Linked DNA regions of Homo sapiens: region 2 is linked to region 1. Evidence: read pairs that join two places in POLR2A ChIA-PET (ENCODE). Cell type or tissue: IMR-90. All regions are shown on one strand.

Region 1 (8,000 bases):
TGCAAGATGAACATTGGCATATGAATAGCAAAATTATAAACCAGCTTGAGGCTGTGTGTTGAAAGGGATGAGGGTTCAATGACTTTAAAAACCCACAAAGAATCCAGGATAAGCAGCAGTCTGGTGATCTGAACCCAAAAGATTTTCATTTTTAACTTTACTCCTTTTGCCAAACGACCCTCTCACCTGAAAACCATAATGAAGACAGAGAAGAAATGATCAAAGAGGAAAACTACAAGAGACCCAAGGGAAATATACAGCGGAGAAGCTGAAGAGAGGAGGCAGTGGTGATTAGGGACAGTGAAGAAAGGTAAGAACAGGGTAGATGAGGCAGGGAGGTCGCAGCTCACAGGGTATAGGCATGGCAGGCAAAGTCTATGTTGTAAATAATGGATGTGGGTGTCGGAAGAGGAACCAGAAAAAAAGAAATGACAACATCCAATTTTGCCACCTTCTGTCCCAAGAGAAACCCACAGTGACACTGATGAGTACTATCTTTAGCCAACAGACAACAAACAAACAAAACCCACCAAATAAAGAATGAATGTCCTTCCCTGAAGGGTTTTACAGTTAGAATCTAGCTAGAGAAGATGGGTGGTACAGGTGGAGAAGTTCATATGTGCAAGGAACTGATTGACAGTTAAGCACAGACGGGGTGACAGATTATTTAACCATTCTGTTATCTTTCTAGTCACTCAGTACTTCAAAAACCAAGGATAACCCCCCAAATAGAGAGGACCACATTACTCTCATCAGAGATGTGGATACCAAAAAAGTGATACAGAGCAGTGCTTCTAAAACTTGTATTATGCATTTGAATCAACTAGGAGTCTTGTTAAAATGCAGATACTGATTTGACAAGCTTGAAGTGGGACCAAAGATTCTGCATTTCTAATAAGATCCTAGTTGATGCTGCTGGCCCCAGACCATATTTTTTTGAGGCATTATTAATTTTTTTATTAAAATATTATCTACCTCAAACTAAACCACACTAAATATTTGTTCATGTCTTCTTTCCTTGAAAAAAAAAAAATTGTTCATGTCTCCTTTCCTTGCCTAAGCTAATCTCTAGAAGAGTTTTTCTGATGTTATCTTCTAGAATTTTTATATACTATATACATATATATATATGTAACTCCCCAAAGAATAAGCTTGTTTCCTTGTGTTTTAAGCAAGTCCATGGAGGCATCTTTCATTAGATGCCAGGAAGCAGTGTTGTAATGGGTGCAGATAGGATTTCAAGCAGAACATGTGCAAGATAAAATGAAAACATAATATAATTTGGCGGGGAGAGGATGCTCTTGCCACTGACTTACTCATTTCTCCTCCTCTTCCCTTTGCTCATTTTCTAATCTCCGCATGTCCCCTGGGATGAGAGCTACTTTTATGACCTCAAATGAGAGAATGTGGTATTTTAGTTTAAGTTAGAAAGAAAGCACTTACTTTAGGAAACCACTTTCCTTTCCCTCACCCACAAACAAATGAAATTAGATTTTTAAAGCAGGTCCCTGGGAGAAAACAATTGCTGAGGAATCTTTCTAAGCATTAGTAATTGGACCACAGTTTGATTGGTAAGGGTACAGAGGACCTATTCCCTCCTACTACCGCATGGAGAATGGGTGACTCGGCAGAGAGGACCAGCCAAATCGTATCAATATAACCCAAAAGGAAACAGTTGAAAGTGAGGCCTAGGAAAAGCTGGAAATAGAAATAGAAGGAATAGGCCGGGCATGGTGGCTCACACCTGTAATCCCAGCTACTCGGGAGGCTGAGGCAGGAGAATCACTTGAAACAGGGAGGCGGAGGTTGCGGTGAGCTGAGATTGTGCCATTGCACTCCAGCCTGGGCAACAAAAGTGAAACTCCATCTCAAAAAAAGAAAAAAAGAAATAGAAGGAATAGGAAATTGGCATTTATTACCATTTTTGTGCCAGGCATTCCCATATTCATATGTTAAATCTCACAACACTTGAGGATAGGTAACACCTCTTTTTTTTTTTTTTTTTTTTTCTGGGACAGAGTCTCGCTGCGTCACCCAGGCTGGAGTGCAGTGGTATGATCTCGGCTCACTGCAATCTCCGCCTCCCGAGTTCAAGTGATTCTCCTGCTTCAGCCTCTCGAGTAGCTGGGATTACAGGCATGTGCCACCACGTCTGGCTAATTTTTGTATTTTTACTGGAGACGGGGTTTCACTGCATTGGCCAGATTGGTCTCGAACTCCTGACCTCGTGATCTGCCTGCCTCAGCCTCCCAAAGTGCTGGGATTACAGGCGTGAGCCACCGCGCCCACCCTGGTAACACCTCTTAACTGTCACAACAGTTAAGGAGCTGTCCTGAAGTCATCAAGTTCACACACAGCAGAGCCAGGATTCAAACCAAGTTCTCCTTGACTTAAACCCTGTGTTTTTTCCTCTGAAACAACTGAATCTCTGGAAAGCCAGACTCAAGATACAGACAAATCTGAGGTAGGAATTTTACAGAAGACATGAGAAACCATAGTCTTTCATTTACAAGCATGAAATGCTACTGGTCATTAAAGAAAATGCAATTAACAGAATCTATCCTGAAAGTGTAATATACAGAGTAAACTTACATGAGCAAAGAAGTATAGTAAAGCACACATGGCCACATAAATTTGCTTCCCGTAGGAGTCTTGTATTTCAAGGCATAAATTAAACTCCAAATTCCCCAGAGGCTAAGTAAGGTAAGCAACATAAGAGACAAGAAAAGATATACTGGGAATATTTTAAGTGTCACTGCATCTGAGCTTTAGTTTTCAAAATGGAACTCTATTGTTTCTGATTTGATTTACTTCCTAGAACATCAAGAAAAACTGAACAAATACTATTTAATACTCCAATTCTAACAGATTTTTAAAAATACAAGAATTTGGCTTTAAGAGACAATACATCTCACAATGAGCTCACCAGTATTACCAGCTGGGACCAGTTAACCACATTTACCAAATAAGGCAAGTTTTTTCAATGCCTGAAATCTTTCTACAGTGAGCTCACTTCACTTCTCACTGGGTTTCTACAGTAATTGTAGAGGTCATCTCTCCAACTCAGAGTCTGTAAATCACCAGGCTCTTGATGCAAACGTGGGTTGCATGGTCTCTGGAGAGCATTAAATTTGGCTTCAGATTATTACTGGCTGTATATAGAAGAGAAAGACGTAAAATCAACTCTAAATACAGAACAGTAAGAAGCTGTATTAAGTGAAACCTATTAATAAAGTCAGTGAGCTGTTTACTATGATGAATATAAATGGTAGAGCTTACCAGATTTCTCTCAATATATGTGTTCAGTTGCAAATATATTGCTTGCTCTAGGGCTGAGTCTACACAAACATACCCACAGATTTCAATAATGTTGGCTAACAAATGAGTTCACTTATCTGCACAATCCCAAGGAAACAAAATAATTTTTTCTTTTTAATTGGCTGATTTTGTATAAAGTAAAAGCAGTGCATACAGACAAATCCGTGATGAGATTCACCACATTCTTACTTAAAATAACAAATGTTGTTGGGAGGATGGTTGTCCACCATATTTAGCAGTTCTGAAAACTAAATAAAAGCATCTGATTGTAAAGTGTTTTTACCTGACCTTCTCTTAAATATTTAAATACGTCCAACTACAGAAGCAAAAAGGATTCTTTATTTTTCTCTTCTATATTGCTTGTGTGCTAAGCTATAGCCCTAAACTAAGAACGTATATATTTTCTTCAAAGGTAAAAGGTTTCCATGAAAATAAAAATACTTGAAATAAAAATTTGTGGTGTCTGTGTTAAGAATATTATTTTCAGCCACAAATTTGTTCAAGGTCAAATTCAAGTTCATCTTGCTGTAAATTCTGTGGTTTTCCAACATAGGAAGCCAAATTATCAAACACATGTTATTAAGTTTGTGCTACCAGAGAAGGTATTTTGCAAAGGTAAGGACTGAAATTTGTTTCAGGTCTTAGTCCAGTGAGTGGTGAGCAAATTTTTTTTATAAGGAATCAAAGAGTTAAGCATTTTATATTTTGTGGGCCACATGCTCTCCTACACAACCACCCAACTGTGCTCTTGTAACAAGATAACAACCACAGAGAACACATAAACAGGTAAGAGACACTATATTCCAATAAAACTTTATTTATGGACACTGAAATCTGAATTCTACAGTTTCCGCTTGTCAAAAAATGTTACTCTTTATTTACCCTCTTTATGCTACTCTTTAATTACCCTCAGCTGGCCCTGTCCAGTCACCCCCCGCCACCCTGGACGTGGCCATGTCCCTCTGCCACACCCCAGGCCCTGTGACGGGCCACTGAGAAGAGCCCACTGTGGGATGGGGTTGACCTCTGTTGCCTGCCTGGGTATCTGGGCCTGGCCACCAACCGTGTTCTTCATGTGTTGATTTTATTTGACCCCTGGAATGGTGGGTCTCATCCTTCCCGTCTCGGCCGAGAGTGGCTGAGGGCTGCCTCACTGCAAACCCTCCCCCCAGTGTCAGTGATGGTCATCCTTGTCTCAGAATGACCAGGGTCCAGCCAATGTCTGACCAAGGTCAAGGGGCAGGTGCAGGAGTGGCAGGGATGGCTCCGAAGCCAGAAATGCCTTAAATTGCAACGTCCTTTCCCCATCCCCACCCCTAGCCCCAGCCCTAGCCCAATCCTCCTAGGAACAGGACCTGATAAAGCGGATGGTGGGAGGCTGGGCACCGGGTTACTAACTCCAGTACGTTCCTGTGTTGATCACTGTGAAATAAAGTCTGAAAACTTTAAAAGCAAAAAATAAATAAAAAATAAAATAAATAAAAAATCAAAGTGTAACAAAAAATAAAAAATAAAAATGTAACAACCATTCATAGTTCATGAGCCACACACACACACACACACACACACACACACACACACACACACACAGAGAGAGAGAGAGAGAGAGAGAGAGAGAGAGAGACAGTGGATTAGATTTAGTCAGCAGTTTGCCAACCCTTGCCTTAAAACATAGAAATTAACATTTGCAAATCAGGATGGAAACAAAAATCACCCTTAACTGCAGGGTAGAAAACTCATCCTGAGGTAAAAGAGAACAGAGTCATCTGAGTCCTGAGATACGTGCTTTGAGCTGGTAAGTAAGAACTGTTAAAGACAGCACAGAAGACACTGGATTCACTTTCTCCTGTGCCACACTTCTTTTGGGGACTGGATAATAACAGTGGAATTCACAGATGGGGCAATAAGCCTATCCTACCCAAAGGGAAGGAAAGGAATACATTTTAAAAAGGAAAGATACGGTAGACTGGAGAACTAATCTGGCACAAAAATAAACACATTACAATTCCAGAAGCTGCAGAATCAAGGCAGAGAATGAAAAAGGCAAAAGGTGGTGCCCCAAGGAAACAGGAGGACCAACAAAGAGGCTCATCTGTGAACTCCATGGAAAATACGGGGGCTCCAGAAGTCTGCCCTTCACTTGATGGTATTCAGTGGGAGCTTACAGTCAAAGACCTTTGCGATCTGACACAGGCCCGAGGTGTCCACACCTGCTCTCCTGCTGGTATTGTGTTGTAGTTTCCAAGCCTTGAATGTCTGGCAGGTAACAGACATTGACAGTAAACAAAATTTATCACTGCTATGGTCTGGATGTAGTTCGTTACCACCAAAACTCATGCTGAGGTTTAATTACCAGTGTAGCAGTCCTGGGAATCAGGGCCTAGTGGGAGGTGTTTGGGTATCTCAAGAATAGATTAGTGCTGTCTATTGGGACTAGGTGAGCTCTCACTGTCATGGGAATAGATTACTTCCCACAATAGCAGGTTGTTATAAGGTAAGACTCCTTCTCCTGTTTGGTCCCTTTTTTGCACAGACGTCCAGCTCTGAACATCCGTATGTATGACACAGCACAAAAGCCCTTGGGAGAAGCCAGTGCCATGCACCTGAACATCCAAACCTGCAGGACCATGAACCTCTTTTCTTTGTAAATTACTCCAACTCAGGTATTCTGCAACACAAGACAAAGACAACTATGAACATTCTAATGTAAATAATTATTAATTATTGGCTGGTGGGTGGTTTCTCAGCACCAGCCTTTCACATTGCTCATAAGCTGTCTTCTTGAAATGCAGAGTCAAGACTGGACTGCCCTCATGAATATAGTATGTGGTTGAGGGGCATGTGCCTTAGAGTTAAACTGCCTGCGTTCAATCCCTGCTCTGGTAGTTACTATCTGTCTAATCTTAGGCAAATTACATTGCCCTTTCTGTGGCTCAGTTTACTCATTAGTAAAAAGAGGCTGAAAATAATAGGCCCTACCTCATGGATTTGTTGTAAAGATTAAATAAGTAAATATATGTGAGTCATCTAGAAGACTGCCTGACAGATGTTATTAATACCAATTATATATATCCTGATCTTCATTATTATTAAACAAAAAACTGGATGTGACACAAAACTCTCCATTATTCTACCCCAGCTGGCTATTTCATGCCTCATTTCTCACTAATTCTGCCTTCATCCTCCATTTACATACACATGCTAAACACTGGCCTGGTATTTACTCATACCGTGGGTTATATAACACACTGGTAGGTTATACAATGAGTTTCATGGGTTAGAATCAGCATTTTTTTAAATGAACTAAATTAGAGTAAAATGCAATAGAAAATACCACAATACATCCCTTGTAGAAACAGAAGTATGTTAGCACATATACTTGCTAAATTGTGATGTAAAATGTATTTCTTAATGCGGTTCATTCTCCAAAAAGAAAGAAAAAAAGGCTAAATGTAGCAGCTGCAATCATACCCGTATATATCAAGCTTCTAAGCCACATCACAAATTTCAAATTTTTATACCACTATGTCACTTCCTTTCCCTGTCTTCTCTTTTGCCAGGGATGCCATTTTCCCCTGTGCTGACTGGAGAATTTCCACCAGTCTTTATATTGCACCTGCTGGATGGTAGAACTATACAGGGATCTTTGTCAGCCTCCCCTGGTTAGCCAGAGTGAGTTGTTCCTCCCACTGTGCTTGAAAAATATGATGGGCATACTTCAGGTACATCAGTGATGCCTTTCAATTATAATTATTTATTTCTCTGGAGTTTCTTCTGCTACAATGTGTGGTCTGTGAGGGCAAGCATCATATATTAGTTTTGCATCCCCCAATGCTGAGGAATGTGCTTGTTACGAAACAGATCAACACCATTGAATCGAATGTTTTTGTATCAGTGACAACATGAGACAGATGATGGCATGCTAATCAACTTTCTCCTGACTCAAGACTGGGAAAGGAGAATGAGGTAGAAGGGCAGATCCTGTCCATATATTAAAATCATCAAATCTACATGCTAAAAAAAATCTCATTAATCTCAGCACTTTGGGAGGCTGAGGCGGACAAATCACCTGACGTCAGGAGTTCCAGACCAGCCTGGCCAACATGGTGAAACCCCGTCTCTACTAAAAACACAAAAACCAGCCAGGCTTGGTGCAGACCTATAATACCAGCTACTTGGGAAGCTGAGGCAGGAGGATTGCTTGAACCTGGGAGGCAGAGGTTGCAGTGAACTGAGATAGCACCACTGCACTCCAGCCTAGGTGACAGAGCGAGATTCTATCTCAAAACAAACAACAACAACAACAACAAAAACTCATTAATTTGGAAGAAAAAAAACTAAAACATAGTAAAAAGTCTCACCAAAAAGTCTACTAGGCAAGGAAAGGATCAAAAAGCTGTTCCTTAAGGGGCTGCTGAGATTTTATTTTCATCTGAATAAATAATATGACATGAACAATAAGAAGATAAATAATTTTACTGATCAATATAAATACACTATTTTTAAAAATGCTATAGTATCCAGATACTCTTTGGGGGCTTCATATTCAATTTTGATTGCTAAATTACAACAAGAACACTGAAAAATAGGAGCCGTCTATAGAGAACAAGAGTTAGGTAAATAGGAACAATGTTATATTAAGAATAAATGAACCAGGCTGGGTGCAGTGGCTCACGCCTGTT
Region 2 (8,000 bases), 140 kb after region 1:
GAATTTGTCATTACCAGCCCAGCCATACAAGAAATGCTAAAAGGAGTTCTAAATCCTGAAACAAAAGGTCAATATGCACCAGAATAGAACCTCTTGAAAGCATAAAACTCACAGGGCCTATAAAACAGTAACACAATGAAGAAAACAAAGTAAGTAACACTTAACATGATAATTGGAAAGCACCTCCAAGTCCCAATATTTATATTGAATATAAATGGCCTAAATGCTCCACTTAAAAGATATAGATTAGCAGAATGAATATAAATCACACACCAAAAATATCTGCTGTCTTCAAGAGACTCACCTAACATGTAAGGATTCATATAAATCCAAGGTAAAGGGATGGAAAAAGACATTCCACACAAATGAAAACAGAAAGTGAGCAGGAGTAGCTATTCTTATATCAAATAAAACAGACTTTAAAGGAACAACAGTAGAAAAAGACAAAGGTAGTCATAATATAATGATAAAAGGATCAATACAACACAGAGATATTACAATCCAATTTATATGCACCTAACACTGGACCTCCCAGATTCGTAAAATATTTACTACTAGTCCCAGTTCTGCTGGCATTAATGTACTATGTGACCTTATATGACAACTTACTAGATGATGACTTCCTGGACCTAAGGAGATCAGAATACAGATGATATCTATGGACCTTTGAAAAGGGCTGTCATCAGCAGAATGCCTGGCACGTAGCAAGAGTTCAGTAATTTAACTGAGAACGCTTTATAATTAATAAGATCTGTTACTTCAAATTATAAAACACTGTAATTCCACAGGAACCTCAAAGCACTTCAAATATATGACCACCACCACCCAGAGGTCACATATCTGAACCTTGAAAAGTAGAAACCTCAGAACTTCACACACACTACTCCTGCACTGTGTTCCTCAAGGAAAATCAATTAGTCACTGAATAAGACAGACGTTAAGACCACTTCAACCCCAGCATCATCTCCCTATTTCAAACTTTCCAAGGAAATGAAGGAAGACACTGATGCCAGTTTGACAATCAGTTAACATTACAACACAAGGGTATGTATAAATTACACACAAAAATAAGACCCCCTCTCTCATCCAGGAGTTAGCCTGGTGAGGAATTAACAGATTACTTTCAGCAATAGGATCAGAATGATGGCAGTATTTGATCCACAGTGAGCAAAAAGCAGAAGGAGATGTTTTGAAACATGAGTAGAAACTAGTTTGGGGAAACGGAAGGGGAGAAGACTATTTAGATCAGCTGCCTTTGGCTTTTTATTGCCCAAAGAGATCACTAAGGTTTCCTCTAGGTTTTTTTTATTGAAAAAGCCGAAAAACTAAATTTGGAGTCTCAGGTTAAAGCAGACAACCTTATGGATTTCCCTCTAAACCTGGGCATGCCAGAACTGCACATTGCAGTCCCTAGTACAATGCAAAGTACTGCTTGCTTTAAACATTAGTTAAGGGCAAAATAACAATTTTCAGATTAAAATAAATACTTCTCAAACTAAGTTATTTGATTTCACCAAAATTCATTTCTGCTTTCACAATGGGACACTGTGGGGCAGAAGTCTCCCACACAGAGAAATCTGCTTTATAGGCAGTATCTAAGTAACGCATGTCCTCTACCTGGCACTTTGCTTTAGGCTTAAAGCAGTCAGCTGGTATGCCAATAATTTAGATCCTTAGTAACTACAGTAACTATACAGGGTGAGGAAGCTAGGTCTTCAGGGTTCTTCAATCTGGACTAGAGGCTGCAGAGGCAAGGCAGGGAATGTGCAAGGGTCGGTAACACAGCAGACAGGTACTAACAGGAAACAGCCCACAAATGAGTTTCCTTTTTCTCACCCTCTCTCTATTCACACACACTTTACCGTCATGCCTTTACAGACTGAGATGTGTCTTGTGGCTTCAGGAGGCATCACATTTCACTAACTATAAGAATAAGATTTCTTCGGCCAGGGGCGGTGGCTCACGCCTGTAATCCCAGCACTTTGGGAAGCCGAGGTGGGTGGATCACTTGAGGTCAGGAGTTTGAGACCAGCCTCGCCGATATGGTGAAACCCCGTCTGTACTAAAAATACAAAAATTAGCCAGGCGTGGTGGCAGGTGCCTGTAATCCCCACTACTCAGGAGGCTGAGGCAGGAGAATCGCTTGAACCCAGGAGATGGAGGCTGAAGTGAGCTGAGATCTTGCCACTGCACTCCAGCCTTGGAGACAGCGTGAGATTTCATCTCAAAAAAAGAAATAAATAAATAAAATTTCTTATTTTCTCTCTTTATGTAATCTGCAAAGGAGCCTTACAGTCAGTCAAATAAATCTGTCTGCTTTCCCCCTCAAGCCCATGGGACTAGAATAAGGCCACATGTCCCCTCTCCAGGAATAACTAATTAAAGTATAACCACAGATACCCTCTTTATTCTTCTCTTGATAGACATATTTTTTTTAAATAATCCAGTAAGTAACGTTCCAAAGCTTCATCAACCCTGTGCCAAACTTTAACAGTGGTTGAATCTTCCCTGGAGCAGCAAAATCTGACACTCAACAACAGGAGAGGCAGAAGGAGCAGCTGCCAGGAGCAATGTACCTACCCCATCGCTTTATCTTGCAACTGCTGGCACCATCCCCTTCACTTTCAGGAACCATTCTACATCAAACTCTGCTTTCCAAGAACTTTTCCTCTACACATTCCATTCTCCTCCCCCTATACCATAAAGCTTCTGGCTAATGTTCATGGCATGAATGATACTGCCTTCAAATGGCAAAGAATAGCACTTTAGTATCAGACAGACAGGTTCAAATCTTAGTTCCATGACTGACTAGCTTTTGTTCCTGGAGCAAATTAGTTAACCTGTTTTGCACTCTCAATTTTCTACATATAAAAGAACGCTAGTGCTCACTTCACAGTTTTTAGAAGATGGGAGAAATAAATTCAGTGCCCAAGTGTTTACTCAGCAAATACGTTTTTCTTCCCTTGTGCACCAAAGGAAAAAAAACTGAGGGTATCATATAAAATTTGGGAGAAGGGAGAGGCCATAGCATGACCAGGTCTTTTTTAAAAGTTTTATGTTCATAATAAAAGTCATGAAACAAGAGAATCTAAAGGTCTTAGCATTTTAGACTTCACTGTCAACAGGAAAACTTCCAGAAATCATACAAAAAGGATGAACATACACAGGCAAGCTTTAGTGAGTTGAAAATTAAAAAAAAAAAAAAAAATTGTACTAATAACCCTTTAACTTGCAGGCTGACACCAAGTAACTTTCTTTAAAAAATAATATTTCAACACGCAAAAAACAAATCACACACAAAATTTTTTCACAGATAGTCACCGTTCTAGGTAAAAGCCTTTGCCACTAGTATTTTTAAAAGCTGCAGCTGGACTGTGGGTCAGATGGCACTCAGCAGTTGTGTGTGTTGGGGGTGGGGTATGTCAGGAATGAATGCGGTTATCAAGGCATTTCTAAGTAAGGAACCCTTGGAACAACATTAGACTGAGGGTCATGGGAAAAGAAGTTATGCTCACCCTACTTCCTGGCAGCATTTTCAGTACACAAGCCATAAGCAACTCATGTTTACAAAAGGAACAAGAAAAGAGGGGCTTATTAGATGCAGAGGGGAGGGAGAAACAAAGTATAGATACACAGAATTATACCTTCGTACATTACATTTTAAAATTCTTTCTTTAAAAACTCTAGAAATAGTTTTAAAGATTTAGCACACTTCACTATGCAAAATATTTCATCCTGACTGCTTCAGTAAATCAAATTAGAGTATTTTTATCTAAGTTAATCACATAAATGAAACTCAATTAAGGAAAAGAAAACAAGCATGGTATATCTACTTTATCCTCTTTAGAACAAATTGCAATCTGAAGTTATTTTTGAGAGTCATAGAAAAAATGTTTCTCAGGATTTCAAAGTTTCAAATCAAGAGTTCTTCAGGTTAAAACAAGATTGTTTAAGAACCAAGTGAATGGTCCTGAACTTTAACTAAAAAAAAAAAATCCAAGAGTATTTTAATTACCAAAAGTCAATAGTTCCTTATTTTTTGATCACTTTGGTAAAACTCAGACAAAAGATAACCAGTTAATGAATCTCAAAACTGCTTCATTTAAAACAAAAACAAAAACAAAAAAAAAGACTCTAAGATAACTTGAACAGAAGAAAAAAGCCACTGTCAAATCTACATATTTCTGTTGTGCATTTCCTTGAGTTAATCCTAGAATTCTGGAAAATTATAAGCACTTTTCAAAAAGATCTCAAACTAGGTCTGGGCTTAACAAACAGCTTTTTTCCTAAGTTCTGAAATACATGCTTTCTTTATAAGCATGGATTTACCAATAGGAGTGGCCTCCTGATTGCTTCTGTGCTTGAATGCTATTAAATTAAACAGTCAGACAAAATATGGAGCATTGACCTTGGCAAGGAATGCAACGGGCACAGTTTGTTTTGCCCTGCTTCTTCTTAAAAAGAAAACAAAATATTCAAACTTGAAACGTAATAATAAACAGATTTCTACATGTTCACTTTATTTGTATTATAATAAAACACTTTGACTTCTTAACTACCTTTAGTAGTCAGCAGCAATAGTACTTCTCTAGCAACATAGTTTTTTACTTTATTTAGAGGAATAAATTGTTTGCAAGTTTTACATATATTACCCTCACTGATGAAAATCATGATACCTCTCATTATTCAAAAACAGGTAAATGGCCAAGAGCAATACTGCTTTGATGGAATTGCAAAATGAGAAAAAATATACATCTGATGGAATTAGTGAGTTACCTCTCTTTTGTCTGTAATGTCAGATCCTTTAGATGATACTCTTTTAAATCTAAAACAAAGCTGGCACTTCTTTGTTAGACTGCGGTACTGTGAGGTTCCAAACAGACTGCAGCTCTGAAATATCAGCATCCAATTTCTCCTGGTTATTTCAATGAATTGCAGCCCTTTCCACATATGAACTCTCAATCCACATTTAAAAAATGACTTTCTCCCAGCTTCCCGCTTCCACGTTACTATATTAAAGATGAAGAGAGAAAACATATGTAAATAATTGCCTCTGAAGCATTGTAATAATTTTAACCAAGTCAGTATTTGACAGCTATAAATTAAAGGCTATCACAGTATTTCTACGATATTTTCTTGACTCACAGAAAAAAATCATTTCTTACACTGAATATTCTCCCAGCTCTCCCAGTTCCCATCAAAATATCTAAAAATATTTTGGGTACAGAAATAAAGTCTTCTTTTGACATTTAGCAACTGCCTACTATGTGCAAAACGTAAGGATTCTAATACAATTTCTTCCTCACTGTATAAAGACTTTGCAATCTTGATGAAAAAAAGAAATGACCACGTGCCTACTTTCTGAGGAAGAGGAATGAGAGGGGATTGATCATGAGCAATAGGCAAGCAACTAAAAACACTAATGTGAGATGTAGGCCCCTTTTAAGTCCTCTCCCAGCAGCTTATCAATATAAATCTGTTAGCATTTACTGCCAATAAGAAGCTGCAATAAAGTTCCTTTTTTCTGCTTTAAGTTTAACAGGGAGAGTTCATTCATTCAACAAATAAGTCAGCATCTATTCAAGGGCAATTGCTGGGCCTGACACAGGACCTTGTGGTAAGAGTAAGTGGTGAGCAAGGCCAAGATGAACCAAGACACCTCTATCTCATGGAGCAGGCCATCTGGAATACCTGCGAACGTTGAAAGGTGGGACACCAGTATGATCACCAATAGGAAAAGAAATGGAAACACATGAAAGTTTTAAAGGATAGCTAGAGTTAGAATTAATATGATACATGAACCTCATATAGTGATAATGATAGCCAAAAACAACAACAACAACAACGAAACATAAAAATCACTCACAGGATTCTACGCTAGCATTGTCTCATTCTACCTCCACGTCAACCCTACAAAACCTTCCAAAATAAGCATCTTCTTTGTAGCTGCAAATACTAATCCTAAGTGAGATTAAGGGACTTGCTTCATTTGTATTCATGTGGGAATGGAAGCAGAGATGCTTATATAACCATAAGGTTATTATCATTTATAACAAAATTAATAGTAATTCCTTAATACTATCAAAAGCTAGTTCACATTCACATTTCCCCAATTATTTTTAAATCTGTTTTCCACTTGTTCACAAATAAGAATCCTAACAATGTCTACTCATTATATTTCCTTATGTCTCTGAGATCCCTTAATCCCTTTTAACATAGAATAGTTATCTCTTCCTTTTTTCCTTCTTTTCACAGGCCACTGACTCATTAACTAAACTGGTTCCACTGTCCTATAGGATGCCCCAAATTCTAGATTTAGCATAGTGCTTGCTCAAAGTGTTGCTGACCTTGTTCTTCTATCCCTGGTGTTTCCTGGAGTCAGGAAGTTATATGTAAAGCCTTGATCAAAGGTAAGGAAAAATCCAGAATAATGTGCTTCTCCTGTCCTTTTTTTCTTTCTTAACAGAAGACACTATCGTTTATGTAAGCCAAACAAACATATTTTTAATTTAAAAAAAAGACAAACTGCTTAGCTTATTATAACAGTAACACGTCAAGATCCTTTCGGAGAAATTACTCTTTACCCTCCAGGTCTAAATCCTTTAAATCTGCTGCAAGTGGCAGATGCCTGTAGCACAAAAGGTGCTACCAGAGTATTGTTTGAAAATCCATTAAAAGAAAGAGAGAAAGACAGTGTTTGGGAAGGAAAAAAACACAGAGACACCCTGCAGGGATGTGACACTGTCTCTCCATTACATTCCAGTTCCCATTAATCACGTTTGATAAGATGGTGGTAGCAGTCCCATGATTTGTCCACCAGGCATTTTCTGTGTGCCCAGAGCCCCAAGATTTCTCAACCCAGGTTTATTCCAGGAAGGCAGCTCAGGGGGATTTCCACCAAGTTCTCTGTCTCACCAGAGCCATCCTCAAGTGATCATCGGGAAGCCCCCGGCATGCATCCATATAAAGAAAATCCTGAGGCTACTGTGGAAAACGGAGATGTAAAAGAATGAAAAAGCTCACAAAGCTTCACAAAATGATGAGAATTCTCTATCTCTATTCCTTGTTGCTCAAGCCCACTGAGGCTTCAGGTTTCAAAACAAACTAACTAAAACCACCTAAACAACCTTGGGCTAACCACATTATCATCTCCCATTGCCCTACTCTAGGTGTCCCCAGTAGAAACAGCTGGGCCATGATTTTTTTGAAAAATATATCTCAGCTCTGAAAACTATCCTTTCCTTTCTATTGCTTCCTTTTACTCTCTTGATTTCTGAACACAGTACATATGACTACATTACCTAGGTAAACAAAGATAGCCGCTCAAATAGGATATGAAACACTTAAAAAGTACAAGTCTGCTGGGCGCGGTAGCTCACGCCTGTAATCCCAACACTTTGGGAGGCTGAGGCGGGTGGATGGCCTGAGATCTGGAGTTCCAGACCAGCCTGGCCATAGTTTCAACAGTGAAATCCCATCTCTACTAAAAATGCAAAAAATTAGCTGGGCGTGGTGGCGGGCGCCTGTAATCCCAGCTACTAGGGAGTCTGAGGCAGGAGACTCGCTTGAACCCAGGAGGCTGAGGTTGCAGTGAGCCTAGATCACGCCATTGCACTCCAGCCTGGGCAACAAGAGCAAAACTCCATCTCAAAAAAAAAAAAAAAAAAAAAAAGTACAAGTAAAATATTGTCAAATCACCAACCTTTCCCCAGTTTTTTCATATTTCTTATTCCTTTTTAAAAAGCCCTGTAAAACTAGAAATCATGCAAAGAAAGAAGATGACTTAAAGTGATTTCCTATTCCTATTTCCTATTCTTTTTTAAAGCCCCTGTAAAACTAGAAATCATGTAAAGAAACAGAAAATGACTTAAAGTGACATTATTGGAGTCACTTTTGGCATTTCCTCTTCCATCACAAAGCAAGCCTCTTAAATAGTTCAGAAACATAAGGGGGATTCCACTCACAAAGAGAAACTAAACTAGGAAAGGAGGCAGAATTTA

The links. Peaks named below come from ENCODE experiments on the same cell type or tissue, not always from the same donor. Only the 100,000 strongest peaks of a DNase experiment are listed, where the experiment ranks them.
Region 2: POLR2A ChIA-PET joins it to region 1 with 10 read pairs; 2 of 35 experiments call an interaction of 5 or more read pairs at or near these places.

What each region holds. Positions count from the first base shown.
Region 1 is chr11:100,872,016-100,880,015 of GRCh38, reverse strand. All of the region lies in intron 4 of ARHGAP42 (Rho GTPase activating protein 42), which reads right to left. Among named protein-coding and RNA genes, the nearest start is that of SNORD13I, 58 kb to the left of the region's middle. In IMR-90, no CTCF peak of the experiment used is centred here; a DNase peak (open chromatin) is centred at 3,015; H3K27ac peaks cover 3,631 bases.
Region 2 is chr11:100,735,275-100,743,274 of GRCh38, reverse strand. The region is part of intron 1 of ARHGAP42 (Rho GTPase activating protein 42); the gene reads right to left. Among named protein-coding and RNA genes, the nearest start is that of ARHGAP42-AS1, 51 kb to the right of the region's middle. RefSeq lists an enhancer at 7,901-8,000. In IMR-90, no CTCF peak of the experiment used is centred here; a DNase peak (open chromatin) is centred at 3,414.